Linked DNA regions of Mus musculus: region 1 is linked to region 2. The links are chromatin loops, found by intact Hi-C in ENCODE. Cell type or tissue: gastrocnemius. All regions are shown on one strand.

Evidence for each region. Hi-C counts contacts between places; a loop is a spot of excess contacts. Peaks named below come from ENCODE experiments on the same cell type or tissue, not always from the same donor. Only the 100,000 strongest peaks of a DNase experiment are listed, where the experiment ranks them.
Region 1: a loop joins it to region 2, with 2.6 times the contacts of the local background. A loop is called at or near these places in 3 of 42 quality-filtered maps.

Annotation. Positions count from the first base shown.
Region 1 is chr7:67,485,534-67,489,533 of GRCm38, reverse strand. No RefSeq gene overlaps it. Among named protein-coding and RNA genes, the nearest start is that of Gm34079, 33 kb to the left of the region's middle. In gastrocnemius, a CTCF peak has its summit at 2,141; DNase peaks (open chromatin) are centred at 1,565, 1,957, 2,898, 3,400 and 1 more place; H3K4me3 peaks cover 1,434 bases; H3K27ac peaks cover 2,430 bases.
Region 2 is chr7:67,370,564-67,374,563 of GRCm38, reverse strand. Mef2a (myocyte enhancer factor 2A) reads left to right here and starts at 1,706. Exons shown (of 11, transcript NM_001291195.1): 1 at 1,706-1,851. In gastrocnemius, no CTCF peak of the experiment used is centred here; DNase peaks (open chromatin) are centred at 1,373, 1,682 and 2,138; H3K4me3 peaks cover 3,295 bases; H3K27ac peaks cover 3,777 bases.

The DNA.
Region 1 (4,000 bases), 110 kb before region 2:
CACCTCAAAGACCTTCATTTCCTACAGTGGTCACCCCATGCTCTGGTTTGAATCTCAAAGGCCCACATGTTAAAAAGGTTTGGTCCTCAGTGTAGCACTTTGGGGAGTCTGTGATACCTTCAGGAAGATGGGAGCCCACCAGAGGTTCTTAGATGCATGGGGGCGTGTCTTGGATGGGGTTGTGGAACCGCAGCCCCTCCCACCCCCTCCTGCTCAGCTTCCTGGTATAAAGAAAACAGTCTGCTCCAGATCCATTTTCTCTATAGCATGTGATCTCACTCAAGGCCCAAAACAGTGGGCCCCACTGCTGTGGATTGAGACCTTTATAACTGGTCCAAATGAGCCATTTCTAAGTTAAATCTCAGATGTGCTGTTACGGTGACAGAAAACGAACTGGAAGAGTCTTGGCTTGGTTCCTCCAGGGTCATGAAAGTGAGGGGGGTCCCTAAAGAGTCTGTACATGAGGTATTCTCACTGGGCACAGTGGGCTCAAGCTGCTGAGCCCCCACTTTGGCCTGGTCCCAGGCCTCTGATATTCCCACTGGAAACAGACATCCATTCTCATAGGTGGTGGGCTCTGGGACCACTACTTCCTAGGAGGTCAGGACTGTGTCTGCACAGGAGAGAGCATGTAGGGAGAGCTAGGCAGACAAGGGATTCCTAGCCACCTCTGCTCAGTCATGAGAGACTCAGATTTCCTTATCTGTGAAATGGGGCTAATGTTAGCAGAGCTTACCTAGAGGGACAATGTGTGGAGGAAGTGATAACATGGCGCTTACTGGCACACAGTAGGGGGTTTGTAAATGTTGGTTTCCTAAGTGGTGGTCCCATGTAAGGGCCAAGAGCCTTCGGTGGGCTCCCCTCTTCCTGAAAGTATCATAGCCTCCCCAAAGTGCCACACTGGGGACCAAACCTTTAACACGTGGGCCTTTGAGATTCAAACCAGAGCATGGGGTGACCACTGTAGGAAATGTGGGTCCTTGATGTGACAGAAGAGTGGACAAAGCTGGATAAGAGAAACCCAATCACGGCGTCTAATGGAAAATAGCTGTCTCCGTTTGCACTGACACACAAATCAGGCCTGCGAGGATATAGGCCAAGGCACTGACCTGAAGTGTCCCAGCCACAACAGTGGGGGACCACACTTGTCTGCTCAGGGCCAGCAGCCAGGACCTACGATCCTCAGAGTCACTGCTACCTACCTGTTCCTGTGAGCTGAGCCACTTGGCCCTCTGGCTCCAGAGGCCACCTGCTCCCAGCTTCAGGAGGTCCGGCCGCCTGACCTTTCCCTCTCGATGTCTGCTGTGTTGTGATCAGGCTTGGCAAGATTCACTGGGAGAGCGGGAGGGGCTGTCCTCAGATCTGACATTGTTTCAGGATCACTTTGCTCGAGCCTCAAGCATCTGATAGAAAGCAGAGACCCTCCCGAGTATCGGATACTCTCCACGGGGCCTTGGGTGGATGGCAGGGGTGGTGTGAAGGGCAGAAGCTCTCCTGGCCCATCTGTGCCCAGAATGCTTCAGCCCTGCCCTCCTGCCAGCAGTGAGCTTGGGTTTTGTAGCTCGGGCCAAATGCCAACTTGGCATGAGGATCTGGGCTCCAGCCTGAGTCTGCCTTAGCCAATTTAGAAGAGATGGTGGTCACTCTTCTTGGGCAGGGACCATGCAACTGATCCCACCCTGGGGCTGGGAAGGAAGTTGCCAGGTCTGGGGTGAATGCTGTAAGCCTTAAGGCTGCCCTCTCAGATCATCCTGACTGGGTTGTGGAAGCGGGGTGCGGGGGTGGGGGTGGGGGGCAGATGCTCAGAACCACTTTCCAGGTCTTCATCTTCACATACCAGGATAGGCTGGGGCATGCGGGCGTCTGCCTGCTCCTCAACCGTGCCCTGTCTCCTGTACATGTGCAGGCCCCACCACAGAACCCCACCAGGCTCAGGGAGCTGGCCGACAGCTCTGGCTCCGTACGTGCATTGGCTTGGGTTACAGCCCAATTTCTGATCCAGGCTGTCTGCTGGGCATTTCAGGTCAAGCACGCCGTCCAGCTACATCTGTGGCTGGCAGAAGGCTATGGCGCTGTTTGTAGGTTCTGCTGGTCCCTTCCTAGTCTCCACTCCCCTGTGAGTGTCCTCAGGGGACGCTGCTCCTCTGCTCTTCTCTGTGGTCTTCCACCTTTGCATTGGTGCAGCCTTTGTGTGGCTCAGCAGAATCTGCTGGCCTGCCCTTGCCAGGCCACAGCCTTGCCTCGTGGTCATCAGCATTGATTAAGCAGTAACTGTATACTCAGAGATACAGAGCACAGAAATAGAGCGGATGCCTGAGCGCAACCTTTGGTCCCAGCACCAGCACGGGAAAAGCACCTGCAGTCAGAGATGTAGTCACTGGATTCTCAATCACTTCCAGATGTGCAGGAGCCAGCCCCATTTCCACATGAGGAAATGGGCTATGGGGGCTCTTGGGATGGCAGCAGAGGTGTGATTATCACCCAGCTGTTTTGAAATCATCTTTTTCATTATCCCACAGCACAGCTGCTACCTCCTCTGCCTCTGCTTCCTCCTCCTCCTCCCCCTCCCCTTCCTCCTCTATCCCTCCTCCCCCCTCTTTCTCCTCCCTCTTCCTCCTCCATCCCTCCTCCTCCCCTTCCTCCTCTTCTTCTTCCCCCTTCTCTTCCTCCTCCATGCCTCCTCCTTTTCAACCTTTTTGCTGTGATTTGGAAACGGGTGAGGCAAGAACTCTCCCGAGCCATCAATGCAGACACCGGTGAACCAAGGTGTGAGCACAGCTGAAGCAGTCCAGGGGCTCTCTCAAGCGAGAGCCCTCAGCAGAAGGTGAAGCCAGAAGGCCCAGGAACATAGCAGAGGCACCAAGAGGCATCCCTGGGGCTGTTCCAAGGGGGACATCTCAGGTGGCCGGATGAGGTGAGAACAGTGCACAGGTTGCATAGAGTCCCATCCTGCAGCAGACTGGCTGGGCTGAGGGTAGAGAACAACATGGAGGCTTACGAGTGTAGTCTAAGTGGGGGGGAGGGTACTCTGACTGGTTTGCCCTGGAAAGAAGATCCCTGAGTACATCCAAAATGGGGTAGTCAGAGGAGATGGTGTAGGAGACTCTCCAGTTGTAGCACCTGCTGCTCCCCACGTAGAAGATGGCATGCACCTAGAAATTGTATTTTAAAACTTGGAGTCACCCCAATGATTCAGTAACGAGCGTGGCACATCGGTCTGCTGATGACAATGCATTCCTCCCAGGTCTCCACGGACTTTTTCCTTTCCAGGGTGGGCTCCATGGCACTGGTGCCCTGGATCAGCAGCCATGCAGAACTCCACAGATCCCCCTCCTGCATGCAGCCACTGGGGACTCCCACCCCTGCCCTCACGGGCTGTTTGGGGTCTCTGTTCCCAGACTTCTCTCTGGTAGAGCTCGGCTGATGATCAGTTTCGAGTTGTGAATACAGTTACCTACAGCCACCTCTCCCCTCTGCGTCCTTGGCTTCTCTGGTTTGAGTCCTTCCTCTCATCCCCTCCTCTTCATACTCAGGCTCCTGTGGAGGGTGGAGGAAGCCATGCGTGTGAGTGCCTGAGTGGGTATGGGCTATTGACATGGGCACTGTCATGGCAAGGACACTAACCTCAGGCCTATGAGAAAATGGCAAAGCCTCCCCTCCCCCACCCCTCCCCCACCCCTCCCCCACCCCTCCCCCAGAGCGAGGCTCAGAAGGATCTCTAAGCTATCCTCTGGTCCATGTGTGGATGCTGATAAGTGCAGAAAATGTCCACCCAAGCATTCTCCCTGCCCTGATATTTACAGCCTAAAGGCTGCTCCCCTTACAGAACCAGCTTCTACTGGATGGATTAAAGCTTTCTTTTTGGCCCAGCTGTACACAATAAACCCTGCCTCCTTGTTCATTCAGTTGGATGCAATAACTCTGCCTATCTGTTCCCTCATTATAATAAACACACTGAGCTTCCAGGATGCAATGGTTTCTCCCACAGAGTCCAAGTGAC
Region 2 (4,000 bases):
GGGCCTAGTCTTCACTCTCCTTTACCTTTAGTTTTAGTGGAAATCACCAGAACAGCCATTCTCTTGGAGTAGAACAGTTGAATACAGCTGCTGCGGCTTCTGGTGGGATAACACTCGTGCCTTTCCTCATACCTTGCTGCTTTACACCAGAATTAGTGTGTTTTAAAATCCTCCCTGCAGCCTGGGCACAGGCCTTTTCCTCTCAAAGGGCCTGACAGGCTAGAGGGGAAGATAACAGCTCCCTGCCACCCCCCTCCACCAAACTCCCCTGAACACTGAAGCGAGGCCCTGAGTAGAAGCCCTGGGCTTATTTTCCAGTGTCTGGTAATCTCGTATCTCTGTACTGCCTTTGTGTCAGCCTCTCTCCAGCACATTGCCTTGTTGTCCTTGAGGGAGGAAGCCAGAGAGCCTCCAGCTTCCTTTGTAACTTCCCAGTTCCTCCGCACATCTGCTCACCCACCCCCAAAGACTTGTTTTAAAGCCCTAACCACAGAATTGAGCCTCTCATTTTCGAATGAGGGTTTGTGCCCATTGCATGGGCAGCTCTGGGTTCGGATACCAGCCATCACATTCTTATTACCTCTACAGCGGTAGCAACTTTTGGGGGTGAGGACCAGCAGAGAGTCACCCCCATAAGCCTTCTCTGGACAAAATCAGTAAGTTAACAAAATACAAGTGCTGTCTCAAAGACATCTTTTCCCCTCAGAAAAATCAGTTCGTCGAGTAGTTAGGAATTCAGATCCTTATGGCCCTTCTCTGACGCTGTGTGACCCTGCGTGGTCAGAGTGGTTCTCAGTTTTCCTTTCTTATCTGCCGAATGGGAACAGAAAATGAGGTGAACTTCACTGCGATGTGAGTACTAAGTGAGATACAGTTTACCACTAATCCATACTAGCTAGTATTAGTAGCCCAAATAGGCAGGTTGCCTCATTCTCAAGGTGTTTCTGCTTTCCAAGCCCCTGCTGGGATTGGGTGGCCAGGGACAGCATCCAACTGCTGGCCCGGCGGGGGTGACCCAGCAGCTGTCCAGGCCTGGACACAGGTGTGGCCCCGACCACAGTGAGGGCGTGGCGAGCCGAGGTTTGGGCAGGCCCGGCGCACACGAGGGCGGGGAGCTGGCCTCGGTCCCGAGCACCGCACAGGGCGTCTGGGCCGTCCCGCCGGGTCGGGCCTCTCGGCTGTGGTCACGGACCAAGCGCGGGGACTAGTCACGCGCCGCGTCACCGGAGCCGTGGGCCCGGGCTGGACCAGGAGGCGGCGGGGGCGCGACGCCACCGGCCCGCCACGCCCAGGCCCTCATCAAGTGACCAGTATCCCTTCCAGGAGAACACGGTCCTTCAAAGAGGGAAGCGCGCTCCAGGCTGCAGCCCCGGCGCCAAGCAGCCGTCATCTCCTTCCTGTGCCGGGTGATCTGTCGCCTCACCCACCCGGAAAAACATAGTCCGCCCCTCTTGTCCTTGTGCCACAGCGCTAGCTGTTGAGAAGGCGCGGCTCTCTCTGACTAGTCCCTCGTCTTGTCCATGACAAACCCTTCAGGACCCACCGAGAGCAGAAATATACCCTAAAAGGAGAGCCCGGGAGAGAAGAAAGAGAGGAAGCCGAGAGGAAGGGAGAGGCGAGGCCCGCGGAGGGACACCAAGACGTCCTCGCAGTGCGCACGCGCGCCGCGAAGAACGAGTTCCGGCCTGGCCGAGGCCTGACTCCTAAAAATAGCCCCGGTGTGGGGATCCGTGCGCGGATGTCCCGGCGAGTCCCGGGCTGAAGGAGGCGGCTCCGGGCGGCGCGGAGTGCTGTGGCGGGCCGGGCCGGGGCTGCGGCGTGTGCGCGCCCGCCGGCAGTAGCGGAGACTCGGTGAGGGGCCGCGGGCGGCGGGGATGTGGCGGCGGCTGGGAAGGGGGTCGGGCCGCGCTGGGAGTGGGGGGCACTACCACGGAGGGGCTGCGAGGCCGAGGAGGGGTGCCCGCGCGGCTCCGGGCGCCGGGGCGAGGCTGGGCGTGGGGCGGCCGGGCCCTCGGGAGAGCGGAGGGGCGCGGCCCCGTGCGGTGGGGGCGGGGTGCCCTGGGGCGAGCCCGGGGGGCTGCGGGCGCGGCGGCGGGGGCCCGCGGGGGGGACTGTCGCGAGCCGCCTCCCTGTGCGCGCCACCTCTGGGGCCCCCAGCCGCGCCGCCCCGCTCCTCCCTGAAAGTTGACGGAGTTCCCAGGGGGCCGCGGAGCCACTCGGTCCATTCCTCCAGCGTCGCGGATCTCGGGGTCTCCCCGCTCCGTAAACCGCCAGTGCGGGGGGCGTCCGGCCCTGTGGTCGCACTTAAAGTTCCCCCACTTCTGCTTCGGGGGGAAGGTTGGTTCACTGGGGCGGGAGGTAGGGGGTCGAACTCTCCCGTGGGGATATCGGCGTTAGGTTGTGTGTCTGGACCTGGCCCGGGCGGTGGCCGGGTTCGAGCACCTGCGGGTGCGGGGAAAAGGTCTTGGGAGTCGGGGCTGCAGAAGGGACCCGCTCCTTGCAATCGGGTAGATCCCGCCTTAGGTCTCAGGGTGAGATGGAAACTTTGCCTTTGGGTTCGATGTCATCTGTTTTTGGGCGGTTGAGGATTAAAGATCAGTGATATTGCAGACAAGTTTGGGAAAGGTGAGCGTTTTCTGAATTAGCATTTCCCCCCTCCCCCTGGAAAAGTGTAACTATCAAATTCTTGCTCACTCGGACCTTAAATAGGTCCCTGAGCTCTGAAGCCCCTGTCATCATGATCCAGAAGGCAACGGAGTGTAGACTGACTACACCGTCGCGCTAACCTGTATGTTTACTGTGAAATTGGGATTCCAGAAATTGAAATTAGAAAGACCTGCTGCGATGTGTTGACAACTATTTTAAAACTAATATTGTATAACAGTTTTCAAGTTTGTAGCGCAGCGCATCGTGTTTCTCTTATGTCTTTCTTGAAACATCCATTACTGTATGACAGTGAGGTTCTGTAAAGCAGTAATTAGGTGTATATTACACAAGAGTACTTTCCCTTTAAGAATCCAGCTGCGTTGTTTTGGCAACTGCTAAGTAGTCTAGTTGTCAGTTTTAAAATCTATGTTACCTTGGCAGTACTTGGACAGTCTGAGGAAAAGGTAAACAAAGTAGTGTGTGTGTGTGTGTGTGTTTTAAAACACACTAAAATGACATTTCTTTTCCTGTGAATTTAGGAAATGAGGATGAAGTAACAATGCTTTTATGACATTTGTATATACACTTTAGTTTTGTTTTTGTGTATTTTTGGAGATCTCTATTTTGTCTTGTAAACGGCAACTTTTAGGGAGACATGTTCCCTTAAAGATGATTTAAATTATAGTAAATGTAATATTATACAAATGGAATGTTTACTGAGACATATCTGTATGTTGTATAAGACAATACAATTAGTATTTGTTGTCCATTAATTGAGTTGGAATTACTTTTACTTTAATTCTTGTTACAAAAGTTGAGAGGATAATGTTAAAATCGTGAAAACACTTTGAAAAGCTTAAACAGGCTATTTGCTTGCTTACAGACTATATATTAATAATTCTTGTTGTAAGAAGGTTTCCTGAGATATTCATGTATTAAAACAGTGTTTGTGAAGAATGGTGATCTCTAAATTCAACTGTACTTACCCATTTCCTTCAGTTCATACTGTTGCTACACATAAGATCATAGTCTTTCATGAAGGTAAAATTGCACTTAACTCATCCTATAAGATTTTAAATTGAAGAGCTAGTGATCAGAGAAAGGGATAGCTTTCTGAGGCTTAAAAATGATTGTAATGTCAGCATGTTGAATTATGCCTTGAGAATAATTTAATTCTCTATATAGTTTTTATGTTTTCACAACAGGTAAATAACAAAGGGCTTTTTGTTTTAGTTTTTATTTTGGTTTTGGTAAATGTAATTGGAAATAAAGTTTTTTAAATGTTGGGTTGTTTCAAATGCTGATTGTTTTTTTTTTTTTTTTCCAGCTTTATAGTGAAGGTGAAGTTTGCTAG